2 separate regions of the Homo sapiens genome follow, and region 1 is linked to region 2. A link is a loop called in an ENCODE intact Hi-C map of the cell type or tissue named here. Cell type or tissue: K562. All regions are shown on one strand. Links, peaks and the distances in the headings refer to the core of each region. The heading gives the core; the rest is flanking DNA. Region 1 overlaps CFDP1 (craniofacial development protein 1). Region 2 holds the start of BCAR1 (BCAR1 scaffold protein, Cas family member).

Region 1 (10,546 bases), core at 874-8,873, 70 kb before region 2:
CAGATTAATGACAAGATTATTGAACGTTCTGCAGGCTCTCATGAGAGGTGCCTAAGCCAGCCTAGGACAATTTCCAGGCTATTGACAGCCATTCAAGAATGTCTGTTGCAATTAATAAATGGTTCCCTGTGCTTGCTCTGAAGTACTTAGTTCCCCTGTAGAAAACCTAGCTAGCTTGAGTAGCAACTAAGAGGTTAGCCAATGCAGAGTTGTTACTTTAATCAGTATCACTTCACTGGGATTTATAATGTATGACATTGATATGGTTTCCCAAGATCCATACATTCTTTCAACAAATATTTTTTGAGTGCCTACCAAGTGCCAGGCACCCTGCCGGGTGCTTAGGTTATATCAGTGAACAAAATAGACATTCGTTCCAGCCCTTGTGGAGTTTCCACTACAGCAGAGAAATAGACAGTAAAAGAATAAACATAACAAATAAATTATGGGATACATTAGAAAATGCTAAGTGTGATAGAGAAAAGACAATCAGAGGAAGGGAGGAGGACCAGGTATGTGGGATGAAGAGGAAGCTTGCAGTATTAAATAGGATGATCAGCATAAGCCTCATTGAGAAATGGAGATTTGACCAGACTTGAAAGAGGTCAGGAAGTTAGTCAAGGGGATAACTGGGCACAGTCGTTGGGCAGAAGGAATAGCTTGAGGCAAGGCCTCTAAGGTAGATGCATGCCTGAAGGGGACTATACAAGGGGCTGTGCTAGGAGAGGAAGTCTGGGAGGTAAGGACTGGACAGATGTTGTCCCCCACAACTAAGATGTGCAAGGCTATAGGCAGAGCAGACTAGGGCCCTCAAGGCTGTTGGGTATATAAAGCTGGAGTTAGAGTCTGGGCTGAAGGTAAGACATTTGGGGGTCATAGGCATACAAATAGTATTTAAGCCTTGGGACTGGATGCAGTCACCCAAAGAGTGGGTATAGATGGAGAAAAGTCCAAGGACTTTCCATGCTAGAAGACTCCCATATGCCATCAAAGAAGCTCAAATTAACAATCAGACAATTCCAAAGAGCAGGCCATTCTACAGGTAAGGGGACTGTTCTAAATTAAAGGAGACCAACGTTTCTTGGCTTGAAATTTCTCAAAATCAAAAGTTTGTGGGGAAAGAAACCGCCAAAATTTAAAATACACTTTGCTGCCAAAGATGACTTAGCCTCGAAAAAAGAACAAGCAACTTCTGAGTCCCAGCTCCACTAATCTTTCCTAGCAGCAGCAATTTTTTTTTTTTTTTTTTTAAGACAAAGTCTCACTCTGTAGCCCAGGCTGGAGTGCAATGGTGTGATCTCGACTCACTGCAACCTCCACCTCCCAGGTTCAAGTGATTCTCCTGCCTCAGACTCCCGAGTAGCTGAGATTACCAGGAGCCTGCCACCACTCCCGGCTAATTTTTGTATTTTTAGTAGAGACGGAGTTTCACCATGTTGGCCAGGCTGGTCTCAAACTCCTGACCTCAGGTGACCCACCTACCTCGACCTCCTAAAGTTCCGGGATTACAGGCATGAGCCACCGCGCCCAGCCAGCAACAACAATTTTTAAAATTTCTTTCTGGATTCTAGAGTGAGTTTTTTTCATAACACAAGAGGATAAGAGTGAGGACAACAGGAGGTATTGATGATCTGCTGTGCACCAGGCATTATGCTAAGTGCATTCACACACATCTCAGTGCCTGTTGCCTCGTTGTGGACTTCTCTATCCCAGCTCGTCCCCCTGGCAAATTCTTTCTCATCCTTCAACTCTCAGACACCTCCCCCACCCTCTCTATAGCTTTCCCCATCTCAGACTCTTATGCTCTACTGCACTTCCTGTGTAATGGTTTTCTCCTAATGTAATTGCTTGTTTGTGTATCTTTATCTTGTGAATAAATTAAATGAGGGTAAGAAATCTGTCTATCTCCAGTGGCCAAAAAAGAGTCTGGCACACTGAAGGCACTCAACGATAAGGGCTGAGTTGATGAATATCTCATTTAATCATTACCCTGCAAGGTAGTTCTTATTATCTTCATTTTACTAATTGGTTACTTACTTGAGACTCAGAGAAATTAACTTGCCCAGAGTAAAAATAAATACAGTCACACACCACTCGTGTGTTCACAGTGATGCTGGTGTAAACAAACCTACCATGCTGCCAGTCATATAAAAGAGAATAAACAGCTATGTTACTGTTTTATGTATGTATAGTATACTTTTTTTTTTTTTTTTGAGACAGAGCTTCGCTCTTGTTGCCCAGGCTGGAGTGCAATGGCACGATCTCGGCTCACTGCAACCTCTACCTCCTGGATTCAAGCAGTTCTCCTGCCTCAGCCTCTGGAGTAGCTGGGATTACAGGCACGCTCCACCAGGCCCGGCAAATTTGTATTTTCAGTAGAGATCGGGTTTCACCATGTTAGTCAGGCTGGTCTTGAACTCCTGGCCTCAGGTGATCCACCTGCCTCGGCCTTCACAAGTGCTGGGATTACAGGCGTGAGCCACTGTACCCAGCCCTATAGTATACTTTAAATTGTTATTTTAGAGTGTATTCCTTCTACTTGTTAAAAAAAAAAAAAAAGTTAAGTAAAACAGCCTCAGGCAGGTCCTTCAGGAAGGATTCCATAAGAAAGCATTGTTGTCATAGGAGATGGCAGCTCCAGACACGTTGCTCTTGAAGACTTTCCAATGGGACAAAATAAGGAAGTCAAAGACAGTGATATTGATGATCCTGACCCTGTGTAGGCCTGGACTAATGTGTGTGTTTGTCTTAGTTTTTTTTTTTTTAACGTTAAAAAGTAAAAACAGTGAAAACATTTTAAAATAGAAAAAAACCTTACAGAAACAGGGTATAAAGAAAGTTTTTCTACAGCTGTGCTATGTTTTAAGCTAAGCATTACTAAAAAACAGTCAAAAAGTTTTAAAAGATTAAAAAGTTTATAAAGTTACAGTAAGCTAAGGTTAAATTTTTATTGAAGAAAAAAAAATTTTCTAAATAAATGTATTGTAGCCTAAGTGTACAGTGGTTATAAAATCCACAGTAGTGTGCAGTAATGTCCTTGGCCGTCACATTCACTCACCACTCACTCACTGACTCACCCAGAGCAACTTCCAGTCCTGCGGGTTCCACCATTCATGGTAAACTTCCTATACAGCTGTACCTTTTTTTATCTTTTATACACAGGTTAAGTATCCCTTACCCAAAATGCATGGGACCAGAAGTGTTTCCGATTTGGGATTTTTTTTTTTTTTAATATTTGTATTCTACTTAGTGGTTGAGCACCCCAAATCTGGAAATTCAAAATTCGAAATGCTCCTTTGAGTGTCATGTCAGTGCTCAAAATATTTTGGATTTTGGAACATTTTAGATTTCAGATTTTTGGGTTTAGGATGCTCAACTGTACCATATTTTTACTGTACCTTTTCTAGGTCTAGATGTGTTTAGACATAGATGCTTACCATTCTGTTACAGTTGCCTACAGTACTTAGTACAGTAACATGCTATACAGATTTGTAGCCTAGGAGCAATAAACTTTACCACACAATGTAAGCCTGTAGTAGGCTATACTATCTAGGTTTGTGTAAGTACACTCTGTGATGTTGGGCACAACAATGAAATCACCTAACACATTTCTCAGAACATAAGCAACACATGACTATAAATAAAAATTTATTAAGTGGGAGGGACAGGTTTCTACACTGACTGCAAAGCCACTGTACCCAAGTGCTTTAAAAACACAGATCCGAAATAGTGTTGGTGATATCTGGGACTTCACTTTACAAGCAATGCCCAGATATTCTAATATTCCTGTGTAAAGACTAGATTTCTGATTCTTCTTACAAAATGTATGCATGACCATCATGTAGAAAACAAATTAGGAAAGTTTAATAGGCTGGGCGCGGTGGCTCACGCCTGTAACCCCAGCACTTTGGGAGGCCGAGGCGGGTGGATCACAAGGTCAGGAGATCGAGACCATCCTGGCTAACACGGTGAAACCCCGTCTCTACTAAAATTACAGAAAAATTAGCCGGGTATGGTGGCGGGCGCCTGTAGTCCCAGCTACTCGGGAGGCTGAGGCAGGAGAATGGCATGAACCTGGGAAGTGGAGCTTGCCGTGAGCCAAGATCGCACGACTGCACTCCAGCCTGGGCGACAAAGCAAGACTTGGTCTCGAAAAAGAAAAAGAAAACAAATTAGGAAAGTTTAAATGTGTTTCCTATAGGAGGCTGTGATAGATACCAACTGAGAGATGTGTTGTTTCTTCTGGATGCTTATATATAATCTTAAATTTATGGTTTAAAGCAGGGGTGTCCAAGGGAGAGAATACAGTCATGAGTTCTTAGTTTCTGTTTCTGGTTGGGCCCATAAAGCCCCTTCCTCACCCCTCTTTTCCGCTTATCACTAGAGGCAGAAACTGAAAAACATGGCTTCAGGCTGGTAAAAGCCCAAAACAAAACAAAACAATAACAGAATAAGGCAGGTTGGACAAGCTTGGTTTAAAGTATTACCTGAGAGATAGGTAAATCTGTTGAGGCAGAAAGTAGATTAGTAGTTGCCAAGAGCTGGTGAGGGGAATGAAGAGTAACTGCTACTGGATATAAGGGGCTTTTTGGCAGGAGTGGCAATTTTCTAAAATGAGATTGTGGTAATGGATATACTAAAAACCACTGAGTTGTACCATTTTAAATAGGTGAAATCTTTAGAATGTGGATTACATCTCAGTAAAGCTATTATAAAAAGTATTAGCCAGGCTGGGCACTGTGGCTCACGCCTGTAATTCCAGCACTTTGGAATGCCGAGGTAGGAGGATCCCTTGAGCCCAGGAGTTCAGGATCAGGCTGAACAACATAGTGAGATCTTGTCTTGTAAAAATAATAATAATAATTTATTAAAATATTAAAGTATTAGCTGTTAGCTGAGCAAGGCATGATGGCGTGTGCCTGTGACTCCCAGCTACTCAGGAAGCTGAGGCAGGAGGTTCACTTGAGCCCAGGAGTTCAAAACCAGCAAGATCCCATCTCTTAAAAAAAAAATACTAGCTGAGAATAAGAAATAGTAAGTCATCAGATTTTCCAGCATTCTTCCAGAGTACAAGTACATTTAGTAGCTTATATTTGGGTTCTTGTTTCTCTTCATTCTTAGAGGGAAACTATTCCTTGGTGTGACTCAGGTCATGTTTTTGGATTTTGTTCTTTTATTTGCATGAGTCCCCCTCATTTCAGTTGTTTAATTCACATGAGACCATCAATGTCCCATATTCTGAGCCCCTTTCCTTCATCTGAACAGTGAGAACAATGAACACACTCATGCAATCCTTGCAGAGTCACCAGCTGAGCCTCACGGTGACTGGAAGGCCATAGCAAAGCCACTCGTCCCCCAGGAGAGGGTGTCAATCACACACTCTCACAGTCTGGGGTGAGGAGCCCTGGGTCAGAGGCCTTGCTCTCACAGCAGGGAGATCGTGATGCCAAGTTTCCCAAAGCAAATGGCTAATACACAGGGAAAAATCAAAGAATGGAAGGGTCTGCCCTACTTTAGTTGATTGCACTTGATTTTTTTCTTTTTTTTTTAACTAGTTTTCCTTCAAACAATCTGTTGGCAGAGCAGCCAACTTTGTTTCAGCAGACCTTCTTCGTTTGCCAGCCAGTTAACGCTAAAGCATCTTTTTCAAACTTTTTGGCCTTCAGTCATAGTTACACGTTTTACATTATGACCCAGTGTGAGTCATGGTCACATAAAAGCGCATGCTCCGAGGGGGTCTCAGAATGCAAAGAAACTGGACTTGTTTAAGGGTTCATACATCTCCTAGCAGTAGGGATGGGATGAACCTTGGAGGACAAACTACATTTCTGAATGAAAAGGCTGTTTTAGCAACCCCTGGCTAGCAGATTAAGGAAAGAAACTCTACTTACCGTTTTCTCTTGCTCTAGAGATGGAGGATGGGAATTCTTTTTGATGGTCAGTGATACCGTGGGTAAAAATCTTCCATTTGTTAAAGAGAAACAATGTTGTGGTTTACAGATGGCTCAGCTGTGGTTAGCCTCTATGAAAACCATTTCCTGCATGCAGTAAAAAGAAAGTTTTCTGCTTTCAGTATCAAACTACGTGGAAACGAATATTTCTTTGTTGAAATCCATTGTATTGCCTTAGCAAAGTGACACTTAGGGCTCATGCTTAAGTAACCCCATTCTTGTGATCACCCTTGTATAGATGATTGCTTCCTAAGGGCTCTTTAAATCCTGGGTTGTGAGGGGTGGCACCACAGGGGGAACGCTGATGATGCCATATCCCAGCTTTGTGAGGAGAAGTGGAAGCTGCCTCTGGAGGAAGAGGGGCAGGTTGGGATCTGAGCCTCATTAAGTTTTCCCATTGATATTAGTAGAATTGTGGCCTCTAGGAGGCCAGAGCTGCTACCCTGGCAACTGAGTGAGCAAACGATGTTGCGGATGCCACTGAGAAAGTAGATTTGGGAGTCAGGACCCTAGCAGGAGCGCTAAGTGCTGAAAAATGACCTTCACCACTTCAGTCTCGTGTAATGCAACGACCATAAAGCACGTTCCCCCCCAACCCCAGATGTAACTTTGAGGTGTCAAGGATCACAGCTGTGTCCAATGTCTATCTCCTCCTCATTTGGAATTTTGCATGCTTATTTAGTAGCAGTTAGAAGTTTGGGGCTGGGCGTGGTGGCTCACACCTGTAATCCCAGCACTTTGGGAGGCCGAGGTAGGTGGATTATAAGGTCAAGAGATCAAGACCATCCTGGCCAACATGGTGAAACCCCATCTCTACTAAAAATACAAAAATTAGCTGGGCATGGTGGCATGTGCCTGTAATCCCAGCTACTCAGGAGTCTGAGGCTGGAGAATCACTTGAACCCGGGAGGCAGAGGTTGCAGTGAGCCGAGATCGCTCCACTGCACTCCAGTCTGGCAACAGAAACTTCATCTCAAAAAAATAAATAAATAAAGTAAGTTTGGTATTGAGAGGGAGTAATTTTGCAAAATGTGTTCGGCTCCTATGAGTTTCATTTAAAGCTATGTGCTTAATGTGCCTTCTCATTTCTAGAAAGGGGCAGGCATGACTTGTTTTAAGAGAGGTGTCTATGATGTAAGGAATTATTTCTGATTTGACTGAGGACACCCCTGTATCCCAAAACTTTAGCCTAGTCTCAACCTGAGAGGTGCCCAAGAATTTAAAATTTATGTTAATATCCTCAGATTTTTTTATGAAGAGACAGAGACATGCATCCCTGGGAGAAAAAAGAAAGCTGAAAGTCTAAAAGCAGGATGCAGATATTTAAGAAAGCATGCCGGCCGGGCGCAGTGGCTCACGCCTGTAATCCCAGCACTTTGGGAGGCCAAGGCGGGCGGATCACAAGGTCAGGAGATCGAGACCATCCTGGCTAACACGGTGAAACCCAGTCTCTACTAAAAATACAAAAATTAGCTAGGCATGGCAGCATGCACCTGTAGTCCCAGCTGCTGGGGAGGCTGAGGCAGGAGAATGGCGTGAACCCAGGAGGCGGAGGTTGCAGTGAGCCGAGACTGTGCCACTGCACTCCAGCCTGGGCGACAGAGTGAGACTTCATCTCAAAAAAAAAAAAAAAGAAAGAAAGAAAGCATGCCAACTCCCTAATCAACAGTCAGCCAAACAACACACCACTGAGGCATATTGATCTTCTGCCCAGTGCTTTGTCCTGTTGACTTAGTTGGCGAGATGTGCTATTTGCCTGGCCATGTTGTCCCTGATGGGAACGATCAGGGGAATGTTCATGAGAGTGTGTGGCTCCAGCCGTCAGACCAGCACAGACCAGTCACAGTCACAGCAGAGCACAGTTCTCCTTGAGAAGGGTCATTGACCTTTTTCTTTTTTTTGTGATACGGAGTCTCACTCTGTCACCCAGGCTGGAGTGCAGTGGCGCGCTGGAGTGCAGTGGCGCGATCTCGGCACACTGCAACCTCTGCCTCCCAAGTTCAAGCAATTCTCCTGCCTCATCCTCCTGAGTAGCTGGGATTACAGGTATGTACCACCATGCTTGGCCAATTTTTTGTATTTTTTTAGTAGAGATGGGGGGTGGGGTCTCACCATGTTGGCCAGACTGGTCTCGAACTCCTGACGTTAGGTAATCTACCCACCTCAGCCTCCCAAAGTGCTGGGATTACAGGGGTGAGCTACCACACCTGGCCAGGTCATTGACTTTTAATGCCAGATGCTGACTCTGCCTCAGCTTTTCTTGGCCTCTGCGGCTGTGACTGGTGGGAGGCCATATGGAACCAGTATCTGGAAAATAAGCTGTGTCTTCCTCTGTTGAGCTCCCAGGGTTCTGCATAAAGTTGTCATTATGGTCTTTGTTAGAAGCTGTATTTAATAATTCCTTTAAAATTGTGTCTCAGAAATGTAAATTGTCTGTTTGTATTGGTCAATAAATTATTCTCCCCAGCTGTGTCTAATCATACAAATTAAAGCAACAGCAGTTCGCACCTCAGGGGCAAAGCATCTCCTCCCCAGGCAGAATCTAGTTTCCATTACACTCAACATTTCCTCCTTGGAGAGCCCCCTGGCCTTCTTTACTCCCACACTGCTGTGAAATGGTGGCGTGTCCTTCTCTGCTTTGCCAGGACTCCCCCACCATGGGAGTGGTTCAAAGAAGGAAATTGCTAGAGCAGAGGCGGGAAGGGCTGCAGCATTATCTCTTTCCCAGGGAGGAGATGAAACCACATTTGAGTGGACAAAGGGGAAGGGAAATTCAGAAGTATCATTTCCTTAGAGGTCTGGCGGCAGGTCAGAAGAGGTTTTCTTTGCTGCTGACTTCGTGTCATTTAACCCTCATGCGTACCAGGCACCAGGCCTTGAGAAGTCTCCACTCATCTAGGCGAGGGCCTCCATGTTGGCCAGAGAGGCCTCTGCCCTCGCCACTTGCCTGTCCAATCTAGGACTTTGCTGAAGATCCCATAGCCTTTTGCCTTTTCTCTAGTTAACTGCTCTTTTACTTTTTATTTTTATTTTTATTTATTTATTTATTATCTTTTTTTGAGACGGAGTTTTCACTCTTGTCGCCCAGGCTGGAGTGCAGTGGTGCGATCTCGCCTCACCACAACCTCTGCCTCCCGGGTTCAAGCGATTCTCCTGCTGAGGCAGTAGGAGTAGCCTCCCGAGTAGCTGGGATTACAGGCATGCGCCTCCACGCCCGGCTAATTTTATATTTTTATTAGAGATGGGGTTTCTCTGTGTTGGTCAGGCTGGTCTCGAACTCCTGACCTCAGGTGATCCGCCCGCCTTGGCCTCCCAAAGTGCTAGGATTACAGGCGTGAGCCACCGCGCCCGGCCTCTTTTACTTTTTAAAGACTTTTTTACAGCTAGAGCTTTACTCTCCTTTGGGGATTTCCTGAATATTTGTATTTTTGTCCTTCAAATAGGACTTTTTTTTTTTTTTTTTTTTTTTTTTAGACAGGGTCTCATCCTGTCAACCCAGGCTGGAGTGCAGTGGCACGATAACAGCTTACTACAGTCTTGAACTCCTAGGCGTAAGCGATCCTCCCTCCCTGGCCTCCCAAAGTGCTTGAATTATAGGCGTGAGCCAGCACACTGCCTGGCCTTTCAAATAGGATTCTTTACTATTAATTCACCCTAGTCTGTCTGTAGACGTAGCCGAAGACGTTATAGAGTGAGGCATAAGAAATAAGAAGCGGTCAACTTTCTGAACTTCCTGAGAGTATTATCTCACATATTATACATGAATTACAAATTAATTACAGAGGGAAAATGTACCTTTACAAGTGAGAGTTCTGGCCGTCACAACCTTACCCAAGGGATCACGCTTGGCATCGCCAGGATGGGCTGACCTGACACTAGTGCCTCTGATGATGGTGCAGTAAGAAGTGCCCAACCTCATCTATTTAGCATCCTCAGCAAAAATATTTAACCTGAATCTAGTCATAGGAAACAGATAAATCCAATGAGCAACATTCTATAGGTCAACCAGACTGGACTCTTAAAAATTAACAAGACACTGAAGACCAAAAATCAAAACAACAAAACCAAAGGCAAGAGACTGCTAGATTACAAGATTAAAGGAGACTAAAGAAACTTTGAAATGTGATGCATTTTGAGAGAGAATGGGGAGCAACTAACGAGGCCATTTTGGGAGGTGTGTTGAAGGAAATTTGAACCTGGACTTTATATTGGACTGTATATTGTGTCATTATATCAATGTTAAATTTCTTGGGTGTATGTTGGAAAGTGTCCTTGGGAGATACATGCTAAAGGTATGTAGAGGTGAAATGATGCAATGGCTCCACACGGCCACAAAAAAGTAAATCTATATATAGAAAGAAAAGTTATATGTGGCAAAATGTTAACAATTGAATCTAAGTGAAGCGTATTTAGATAAATAGTGGTTCTGTTTTCAACTTTTCTTTCAGTTTCACATTTTTCAAACTATAAAGTTGGGGGGATTTTTGCACCAGACCATATTGGAATTCCTCACCAGACCATACTGGAATTCTTGTACATAACCCTTCTGAGTTACCACCTTAAGGTTACAAAAACAAAGAAGAAAAAGCAAGAGT
Region 2 (10,546 bases), core at 1,743-9,742:
CATGGAGCTTCCTCTCTGAGGACGAGGACAGAGCTTGCCCCTTTGCCCCTCTTTCCCCCTTCCAGCCAGGACTGAGCCCCTCTCTTCCCCCTCCCCCAGGCAGTGCTGAGGGGCTGCCTCTGCCATAGGGCGCAGATTCAGGAGGAGGACCTGGTGGTCAGCAGCGGGGCAGAGTGCACATGGCCCCTCCTCACTGCACACAGGGGTGCCGCTGGTCCAGGAGGACCTGTCTGGGAGGGCCCTGTGCTGGTGCCTGCCCCACCTGCCAGCCCCAGGAGGCTGGGCAGGAGGGGAGAGCTGAGAGAGGAGGGTGCAGAAGAGGAAGGGGTTGCTGGGGTGGGCGGAGAGCCTCTGAACGGCACCCTGGGGCTGCCTTGCTGGCTCACACCGGCCTCGGGCGGCTGTGAGCTGAGCCCCTCTCTGAGGCAGGCACCTACGGCAGGGGCCTCTGCTGCTTGTTAATTTCCAGATAATTTGGAAAGTTGTGCTGCCTCTTCCAGTCCTGTTTCTGACAGGCCTGAAGTGGAGGCGTAGGGCTGGATTTAGTGGGATGCAGGCCAGGACTTGGAGTGCAGGGAGGCCCCACCCCCCCCCATCCGTGCTGTGTCCCTTACCTGGCAGCTCTGCCCACACACCTTGGATACTGCCCCTGCCCCCGGGTCTCTGGGGACTGGCCTTGGGCATGCCAAAGGGGATGACCACTGGAGGGATTTGGCTTCAGGCTATAGGGCCCGCCCACCTTCCCACAGTCAGAGCCACTACTGGTAATGACAAACACTGCCCCGCAGTGGAGGATGGGAAGCCCTTTATGGTAACAGCTCCAGCTTGAGTCCTGAGTGCATGCTCTGCGGTCTGGGGTCACCTGGGGTGCTTACCAGTAGGCACACGCCTGGGTTATGAGGTGGAAGGTGCGAGCTCTGCTGGCCATGGGAGCTGCGTGGGGCATTGCCCCTCTCTCTGCCTCCAGGTAGCCGTCGTTCCGTCCTGGTCCCAGGGCAGCAGTGAGGAATGACTGGTGTTGGGGTGTGGGCTGTCCGTTCTGTGTGTGACAGTAGGTTCACCTCCGTGCTATCCACAAAGGTTCCGTGCCCTCGCCTGGGTTTTGTTTTTGTTTTTTTGAGACGTAGTTTCGCTCTCTCGCCCAGGCTGGAGTGCAATGGCACCATCTTGGCTCACTGCAACCTCCGCCTCCCGGGTTCAAGTGATTCTCCAGCCTCAGCCTCCTGAGTAGCTGGGATTACAGGCATGTGCCACCACGCCCGGCTAATTTTGTATTTTTAGTAGAGACGGGGTTTCACCATGTTGGTCAGGCTGGTCTTGAACTCTTGACCTCAGATGATCTGCCCGCCTTGGCCTCCCAAAGTGCTGGGATTACAGGCGTGAGCCACTGTGCCCAGCTGTTTTTTGTTTTTTTTTTTGAGATGGAGCCTTGCTCTATCGCCCAGGCTGGAGTACAGTGGCGTGATCTCAGCTCACTGCTTCACCTCCTGGTTCAAGCAATTATCCTGCCTCAGCCTCCTGAGTAGCTGGGATTACAGGTGCCCGCCACCACGGCCAGCTAATTTTTGTATTTTTAGTAGAGACGGAGTTTCGCCATGTTGGACAGGCTAGTCTCGACCTCCTAAAGTGCTGAGATTACAGGCGTGAGCCACCTTGCCCAGCCTTGCCTTGGTTTTGAGCTTGCCACTGTGAGTGTCCAGCCTAGGGGGATGGTGTCAGCTCTCATTGGCCCTCCAGAGATACCGTTTCTTCCTGTTCCTGGGGCTGGCAGTGCTCACCTCCGGCCTCAGGAAATCCTCTCCTGCTGCCGCTCCCAGAGCTGGCCATCAACCGAGTCCACCCTCCCTGCTGCTGGGAGGCCGAGGCTTCAGGAGGGGAGGGGGCTGTGTGCCTTTACACTGTGCAAACTGGTTTTAGCCTGCTCTTTTCACTTTAGTTTGTTGTAAGCATTTTCTTGCATTATTTCAGTCTTTGGAAGAGGCCATCTAATAGCTGCAAGCTATTCTACTGAGGCGCTGTGGTTTGTCTCACCGGTCCCCTAGAATTAGCATTGATAGGTGAGCCTGTTTTGCTCCATGCTTTGCTGTCATAAATGCTGCAGTGGACATTGGTGAGCATTGAGCAAGAAAAGTTCTGTGCAGTGGGTCTGTCCTGAAGGCAGATCTCAGAAAGCCCAAAGAGCAGGAACCCTATCCCAGGCTTATCTTTCCACTTGGGTCCAGTATAACCCCCTCCACTCCAGACACTTAGTGTCCTGGTGTGCTGGGTCCACCTGTTTTCTGTACAAACAGCTATTCCAGGCCCTGAGGGGTTGGAGACATCCCTTCCAGCCTGTGAGCTCATCTTCAACCTGGCTGGAGGTGCCAGGCCACTCCTGGGATGACACAACTGTCTGGGAGGGCCCTGTGCTGGTGCCCCGGCCACATATCTGCAGCTGTCTCCCTTGGTCTGGCAACAACCTCTCCCAGCTCCTCCTTATTCAGGGCGTCTCTCCTTGCTGCCAGTCCCACTGTGTGTATACGCATGCGTGTGTGCTGTGTGTATGCAAGTGTGTGCCTCTGCACTTAGGCGTGACTTAACCACCCCCATCCTCCAGACTGGGGCAGCCTCAGATTTCTTCACCCAGGCCAGCCTATCCCATGAGGGCCACCTCTGAGGTCCCACCCAGTCAACAAATGTTTACTGCACCCCTTCTCACCAATGGGGCTAAACTTAGTGGGGTGGGGGTGGTGCTGGCCCCAGTGCTGAGCTCAGTTTTACTGGGGAGGAAGGTGCTTAGGTCTCAGTTGCCTGTCCTTTTGCAGTCTGAGTGTGACAGGGGTGTTTGGCTTTCTGAGCCTGGAGTGCTGCTGTCCCTGTCCCTAGATTCCCTTCCTGCTGCAGGGTGGGCTGAGGTCTAGCAGCCCCATTTCTTCCCTGGCCCTGTCCCTTCTGTGCCCCGAAATGTGTGGGATGGGGCAGTGGTTGGTAAACTGGGTCTCGGTCTCTTCATGTGAAAAATGGGGCTAGGCTGGGTGCAGTGGCTCACGCCTATAATCCCAGCACTTTGGGAGGCTGAGGTGGGTGAATCACTTGAGGTCAGGAGTTCGAGACCAGCCTGACCAATATGGTGAAACCCCATCTCAAAAAAAAAAAAAATTGGGGCTAACGGTGAGCCTGTTTTGCAGGATTGCTGTGTGCACAAAATAAATGCATGGGCATAGGGCCCCTGGCACTGGCTGGGCGCAGAGGCTGTGCTGGGTATGTGGGGCTGCATCCCTGTCCTTGACAGCGGAGGTCCGGGAGGCTGGACTGGGGGTGGGGTGAGGTTCTGCCCCCATATACCCCGGCCAGAGCCTGGCCAGTGGGTGCTCCTCCCCCACCCCCCAGCTACATCCCCATCAACACTGTGGGGCTTAACTTCTGGGGCCTTGTTTCCAAAGCGGAAATGCCATTCTGGGAGGCACAGGCTTTTGGGGGAGGGAATTTAAGTGGAAAAGGAGCAAATTTTTGAAATGCCTGTGTCGGAGCCTGTTTCCCTTGCTGCCTCCTGCTCACACCAGCAGCCCCACCCCCAGTGCTGTTCTAATGCAGCTACTGGGGGAGGAGGGTCTCATCCCCCAAGGTTCCAGCCATCCACCTCCTCTCTGCACCGCCCTCCTTGGCCAACTAGGATGGAGCAGGGGCCAGCTCCCTTGAGGGCCAGGCCTTTTGTGTCCTTGCCCGTCCCTGCAGAGACTGCTGCCTGGGGCCCTGCCAGCAGGGCACTGCCTGCCCATGAGGCCTGGTCTCCCCTCCCCACAGAAGTGGAGGCCCAGGGATGACCTCAGGCTCCTGAGGGTCCCGCTGGTTCAGACCTGCTCTCTGGGAAGCTGGTGTGCCAGCCAGGCTGAGGAGTGGGTGGCTGGACAGGGTCAGGGTGCAGGAGGGGCCCGGCACAGCTCTTGGGAACAAGCAGGAGGAGATGCTCCAGGCAGCTTCCCTGAAGGCTGGCTCCTCTTCTGAGGCGAGGCGGGCTGTGTCGGGGAGGCACAGGGTGTTGGCTAGCTGTTCTGTTCCTCCTGAGGACTCTGGGTCATGCTCTGTCTCATCCCACTGCTCCTTCCTCACCCGCTGTGCTGTGAGTTCTGGCCAATGCTTCCCAAGCCAAATATTGAAGAAATGCAGACGTCCAGTTTTTTGGGAGGGGTGGGACACAGGAGTCTGTTTTTTAACTAGCTCCCCAGAGCACCTGAGCAGCAAATCATGGGCTGTCCTAGCCCCTTTTCAGATGAGAAAGGAGCCCAGAGAGGGGAGAGGGCCTGCCAAGGTGGCACATCTGGCCAGGCGCTGCGTAGGCTGAGCCCTGGGGGTCAGACAGAGGGGCAGCTGCAGGCCCACCTGGGCTTGTGTCTTCCATAGGCCATGCTTGAGAATTCTCTGCTGCGTGAAGCCGGGTCTACCCCGCTGCTTCCCTGCCACCAGGGCTGCCTCGTGGCATCCCATTGCTCAGCCAGTGGCCCAGGATTGTTGACTGAGGGTCCTGTCTGGTCTGGACCAGGCTCGGTCCTATCATCTCCCTGCAGATTGTGCCTCCCTGGCCTGGCCCAGGGGCTCTGGCACCCTGGTTCTGCTGCATGGGGTGACAGTCACTGACCTGCAACCGAGCAAGGGGCAACTCAGGAGAGCCAAGGTTGTCTCCACTCGGTTTCCCCCGAGTGATTCTTCCTTCTATCTCCCTCATTCCCCCAGTGCCGCTCTCCTACCCCATGTCGCTGAAGCAGATGAGTTGGAGCAGGACTCAGGAGGGTACTAGGCCCAGGTTTTAGGCTGAACCTAGGAATGAGTAATGAGAGGAGGCAGATCAGCTGGAGGACCAGCCCGAGTCCCCAGATGTCGGCACAATGCAGGGGAAGGTAGGTGCTGCCCGTGAAAAGCGCTGGGTCGAGAGCTCGCCAGCCTCCCTGCTTGAGGCTTCATTTCCTGGGGTCCTTACACGGTGGGACCGTCTACAGTCGGAGCTGTGGTGGTGATGATTCGTCTCCTACAGGCTGGGGCACGCCCCCTCCCCTTTCCCTCTAGATTCAGATTTGAGTCCCACGGCCCATGGACACGCGATGAATGCCCTGGGGTTGGTTAGCGGGAAAGACAAGTCGACTTGAGGCCATGTCTCGGCTCTGGAGGAAGAAGGCAAACCGGGCAGCCTTCCCAGAAGTGGAGGAGTTTGCGTAGGCCTTCGGTGCGTTCTCGCCTGGGTGGAAGGCGGGGACGTGCATTTGTTGGAGAGCGGTGTCCTGCGCCCTAGGCTGGAAGCCTGGCCTCGGGCAGGGGCCTGGAGCCTCGGGGTTGGAGGTGGGGGGCGGGGCGGGGGGCGGCCCCTACTGGGCGGGCTTCTGTCTGCGCGCCCGCGCCCCCGACAGGCGGCTTATTTGCATGGAGAGCGGCGGCGGCCAATGGGCGCGCGCGGCCGGGCATGCTGGGATCGGGCTGGGCCGGCTGGGCCGTGGCGGCAGGCGGAGAGCGGCTGGACCGGCTCTGGGTGGCCGAGGCGGCAGCTGCGCGGCGGCACCGGGGCGGCTGCGGCGCGCTCGGAGCCCCGAGGGCACGCGGCCCGGGCAGCTCGGTGTGCGCCCCCGCGAGAGCCGGGGCCCCAGGCCCGCCGGACACCATGAACCACCTGGTGAGGGCGCCAGGTGGGGCCGGGCCGCGTACGGGCTTGGAGGCGGCAGCGGGCTGGAAGGGGTTAAGCGAGCGGCATTTCCTGCCGGACCTGCGGGGCCTGGGAACCGCCGGCCGGGGTCCGCGGCCCTGGGATCTCCTTCTGCCCTGGCCGGGAAGCCGGGAGGCAGGAACCGCGGGGGCTCCGGAGCCTGTGCGCCTCGGGTGCGTTGGCGGGGCCGGGCGCGGGGGCCGCCAGCCGGTAGGAGGGTTCCTGTGTCGGGAAAGTGGCTGGCGGGGCCCGCGCTCCCCGGCCGACGGCCGCCTGCTGTGTCACCTTGGGCCTCTGCGCCCTGCCTCCGAGCCTCAGTTTCCTCGGCTGCGAGGAGGGGCCGTTGAGCCTCTGGCGGGTGGTCCGGCTGGTGTGGCGTGGGGACTGCCCACCGGCTCCCGGAGAGGGAGGAGCTCCGGGGGACCGAGGCCGGGCGGGCAAGTGCGTGGCGCCAGCGGGGAAGGCTGCGCAGCCGGAGCACCCGGCTCCAGTTAATGATTCACTCCGGCCGCCGGCGCGGGGTTCCGGGAGCGGAGCGGGAGTGGGGGCGGGCGCGCCGCGGGCTTTGCAGCCCCGCACGCCGAGCGCCGGTGGAAGCCGGGTCCTGGCCACAGGAGTCCTAGCCGCACGCGAGTGTCGCGGGAGGGGGCCAGGGCCGGGTTCTGCAGTGTGGACATGAAGGCTTTGGAGTCCATGGTTGGGGGACCCGCAAGAGCTAGAGCAGGGTCGGAGCTCCCTCTCGAGGGTCCGAGAGGCTGATCGCTGGACCGAGGTGAGGGAGTTGGGAAAGCGGAGATTTGCCTAGGGGTGCGGGGTGAGGGGCTTACGGCCTGGAAGATGTTGGGGTTTCGAGTTCCAGATCGGGGACAGCAGCTCCTTTTCTACCACAAGGCTCCCGTTCCCTCCTGAGAGTCCCTGGTTTCCTTTCCCACACCCCTCCCGGGGCCCGCCGCAGCTTTGGTCACCTTCTCAGAATGACCATGGGTTGATCTCTTCTTTGCTAGTGAGATGTTTCCCATCGCCCTGGGCCGGGACACGCCCCCTCTTGTGCCCATTCCTTTCCCTCGGTGGAGAGTTGGGTGGTGGGGGCTGGCCGGCCTGTGAGAGCAGGTGTCGGGGTGCCTGGAGAATCGGGGCCCAGGTACGGGGGTGGCGGGGCTGTGGGGAAAAGAGCTTTGGGGAGGAGCTGCTGACACTTCCTCCTGGCACTGCTTGCCCGGGAGCTGGGTGGAGGCAGGGCAGGGCAGGGCAGTCCCAGGTTCTGCCAGGAAAGTCACCTTGGGCTGGGGCAGGAGGCTTGGAGCTTCTGGCCGTTACTGTTTGTCTGAGCAGGAGGGTGAGCACTGTGTACTGGTACCATGGCCCCAGGTCTAGGCGAGGGATGGAAATAAGGACAGTGCCACTAGGGCCTCCTGTCTGTACAGGAGGGGCCCTGAGACAGCTCCTCAAACCCCTTTCCCATTATACGGATGGTGCAGATGGGGACACTGAGGTACAGAGAGACAGTCAGTTGTCCTCAGAATTGGATCCAGAACCTCGTCTTCTGGCATGGCCCCCCAGTGCAGCACCACATGTGGCCTCCGAATTCCCAGTCTGGGATTGGGGGAGCTCTGGTCCTTGGGGGACCACCATGCTCTTTTGGAGTTGTCAACTTGGTAGGAACCCTCTGGTTCCAACGCTGTGCCTTTGCGGCCCTCTCCTGGCATCTGCTGTCCCTTTAGGAGGTCCTACCACCCTTTTCTTCTGAGCCTGGACAACTCCTTCCCTTGCCCCCAGGAGCCCACAGCCGGCTAAACCAACTGGTCAGCTAGAACCAACCAGCAGGGGAGGTGCGCTCCAGGGGGGCTTCTAAGAGGAGGCAGTTTTGGAGTCAGAGGTGAAGTGTGGGGAGTGGGATTGGGTGATAGGGAAGTTTCTCCAGCAAAGACACTGGGCAAGCCTCTTCCTTGGCCCCCAGATAAAGGGCTGCAGGGTGGTCTCCGTGTAAGAGGGTGGGGCTCTGCCCTCTGTCAGGCCCTTCCTGGCCCTCCGAGCACAGGAGAGGCCCTGGCTCCACCTGTGTCTTGCTTCCCTGACTTCCTCCCACCTCTACATTCTAGCCTGGGGCAGAAGTAGGGTGGAGGGGTGGGTCTAGCCTCCTTGATGACACAGTTGGGGTTGGAGGTGGGGGCTACCCCTATTCTGGGCCTGGTGCTGTCCCTGAAGTCAGGGGTCAGCCTCACACCGAGCTCTCTGCCAAAACCCCGGATCACAAGCATGAGCTCCAGCAGGTCCGCTTGAGTGAACACCGCTGATCCTGCCTGCAGGGGTATAGGCCTGGGGCCTGCCAGCCGTCCGCACTGTCTGTGGGGTGTTTTGGGTTGCAGGTTCCATGTCCTGAAGCAGGAGAGCCCTCCCCATGCCACCTCCTCTGCCCAGCCTCTTAGGGACAGTGCCTGGGATGCCCTGGCTGGAGTGAGGACTGGGGTGTGCTTTCAGCCCATAGCTGGCCCTGGGCATAAAGGCATCTGCTGTGGTGCTGCAGCCAAGGCCAGGCTGTGCTCTGTGCTTGTGTCGGGGAGCCCTTGGCAGTGGCCACCCCACAGGTGGCTTTTTATTCCCTCCTGCTGCTGAGTGTCACGCGTGGGGCTGAGGGCCTGCACGCCTTCCCGGCCTCATCCTCTCCGACGATTCACGCCCTCCTAAGGCTGGCAGGATAGGAGCCATGCTCCCCTGGGGTGGCTCTGGAACGTGGGCCCCGTGCACAGGCTATGTAGTCTGCTCACACCCTTGCTGCCTGCCACCCGGGCACCCAGGACTTGAGCCCAGACCCTGGCCACCCTGTTGTTGTGGGAGTATTAGGGGAAGTTGCCACTAAGGCTGGCAGGTCCTGGAGTTCCACCCAGGATGGGGACATGGGGGAGGGAAGAGGAGGTGCCCCTCAGAGCCTGAGGCCAGGACCAAGTGGGGTGATCAGGACCCCTCCAGGTGGGTCCCGGGTGCGGATGGCCAGTTGGGCGCATGCTTATTGGGCCTGCATCCGTTGGCCACGGAGGCTCTTTGGGACAAGCAAATAGAATGCCCCAGAAATAAACTTGGCCCAAGTTTGTGATGGTTCTGGGTATGAAAGAAGTCAGTGTTTCCCAAGTGCCTGCTATGTGCGAGGCTCTGTGCTGGGGCGGGTGCATGTGTGCGTTGGGGGCGTGGACAGGAGGGGTGGGAAAGGCCTGTGACATTTCCTCTGGTGGTTTCCACGAACCCAGGCGTCACCCCTCGGTGGAGATAAAGTGGAGCCACCCAGCTCCACCGTGTCTCAGCCTGGGGTCGGCCTCTGCTGCTTCTGGACTCAGTGACCCTGGGCTGTCAGGGAGCTTCTGAGCCTTGGTTTTCCTGTCTAGTAAGATGGAGGTAATCGTGTCTTATGGGGTTGTTTTGAGGGTTAAATGAGCTGGTGGCTGTGTGGGAAAGAGCTCTGCCTCCCGCAGGGAGGAACTGTGCTGTTCTTATTATTGTGAACTTAGTGACAAGTGTGGCACTATTACCCATTTCCTTGTCTGCCCCCAACCCTGGGGTCTTGGGCAGAGAACAGGAGTTCTTGCCATTTTCTCCCAGCTCCCACCTTGTGCTGGCTTGCGGGTGCTGAGGTCATATTTGCTGGGTGAAAGGGTGCAGGCCAGATATGAGCCAGGCCTGGCAGAGAGGGTTTTGGTCAGCAGTGATACCTGCAGTGTTCTCTGCAGTTGGTTTGGGCTGGCCCTGCTCCTGAGAACTCCTGGGTTGTCCCTTCAGGCAACCAGGGAAGGCTCCTTGGAGCAGCAGCATCTCCCCTTACCACTCGCCGACACCAGCTTCCGCCTGACCCAGAGAAGGAGTTTGGGGACAGCCACAGCACGTCCAGGGCTCCCAAGGCAGCTGGCAGAGCCAATGAGGAGACCCCAACACCCATCCGACGGCTGCAGCTCTCCCTGACGTGTGTCACCCGCAGCCCTGGTCCCAGCCGCTGTGCTTCTCAGGGCCTGCCTGCCCAGCCCGGGTGGATATGGTGCCCAGGCGGGCCCCGGGGACACAATGAGGGCCATTCTCAGAGCCAGGCAGAGCGTGTGGGGCAGTCCTGTCAGTCCTATGTGCAACAGCTGGGATATTGTTTAGGGAGTGCTGGCATCAGGCTGGGGCTCTCCTCCTCTGGCCCTGCCCTTTGGGATGAGCAAGCCCCCAAAGGCCTTCCTGGGTTCCTCTGGTGCACGTGCCCTGGAGTTACCCTTCTGAAGGAGGTAGACTTGTCCTCCTGTCCTGGGTGCCTGGGGTGCAGGGGTGTGAATTGGGCTATGTCAAGATATGCTGGGCAGTACTGTGAGGTGGGGGCAGAGGGGAGAAGGTGTCCCAGGAGGAGCCTTCCTGGAGGGGATGATAGTCCAGCATGTTCTGAAGTGGGAGTAGGGTGCGGCAGGAGTAGGGTACCAGAGAATGAGTGAGTCAGGCAGCAGCCTCCACTGCGCCTTGGACACAGGTGGCTGACAGTGTCCACCTGGACTGGCTTTGCACCCCTTCTGAGGTCACAGTTGTGTCCCTTGAAAACTTGGGCAGGAGCACCTGACTGGCCCAGCTTGGGTCATGCCCTAGGCCCAGCAGTGCGGGAGGCCAGGAAAGTAGGCTTGGGGAGGCTGGCCTCTCCTCCAGTTTGAAGCATGGCAGGGGTTCCGGGGGAGGCTGCTGGGGGGCCTGCGAGCATGTCCAGAGCAGGAATGCTTGGGGTGGTGTGTGCTTTGCTCGTCTGGGCTTATCTGGCCGTGGGGAAGCTGGTTGTGCGGATGACGTTCACTGAGCTGTGCACGCATCATCCATGGAGTCTGCGGTGTGAGTCCTTTTGCCGCTCCAGGGTCACAGCCTGCCTCCCTGCTC

The links. A loop is a pair of places that touch in the nucleus more often than their neighbours do. Peaks named below come from ENCODE experiments on the same cell type or tissue, not always from the same donor. Only the 100,000 strongest peaks of a DNase experiment are listed, where the experiment ranks them.
Region 1: a loop joins it to region 2, with 2.3 times the contacts of the local background. A loop is called at or near these places in 4 of 110 quality-filtered maps.

What each region holds. Positions count from the first base shown.
Region 1 is chr16:75,315,447-75,325,992 of GRCh38, reverse strand. The region is part of intron 5 of CFDP1 (craniofacial development protein 1); the gene reads left to right. Among named protein-coding and RNA genes, the nearest start is that of BCAR1, 69 kb to the right of the region's middle. RefSeq lists enhancers at 6,191-6,360, 8,828-8,877. In K562, for the core only: a CTCF peak has its summit at 5,366; a DNase peak (open chromatin) is centred at 8,592.
Region 2 is chr16:75,246,563-75,257,108 of GRCh38, reverse strand. It overlaps BCAR1 (BCAR1 scaffold protein, Cas family member), which reads left to right and starts at 5,485. Exons shown (of 7, transcript NM_014567.5): 1 at 5,485-5,638. The coding sequence starts at 5,627. LOC105371344 (a long non-coding RNA gene) reads right to left here and starts at 1,311. Exons shown (of 3, transcript XR_933740.3): 1 at 876-1,311. RefSeq lists enhancers at 1,491-2,031, 2,571-3,111, 3,112-3,651, 3,652-4,192, 4,733-5,273 and 4 more and silencers at 664-958, 5,273-5,382, 5,443-5,602. In K562, for the core only: no CTCF peak of the experiment used is centred there; DNase peaks (open chromatin) are centred at 5,388, 6,148, 6,582 and 8,877; H3K4me3 peaks cover 1,408 bases.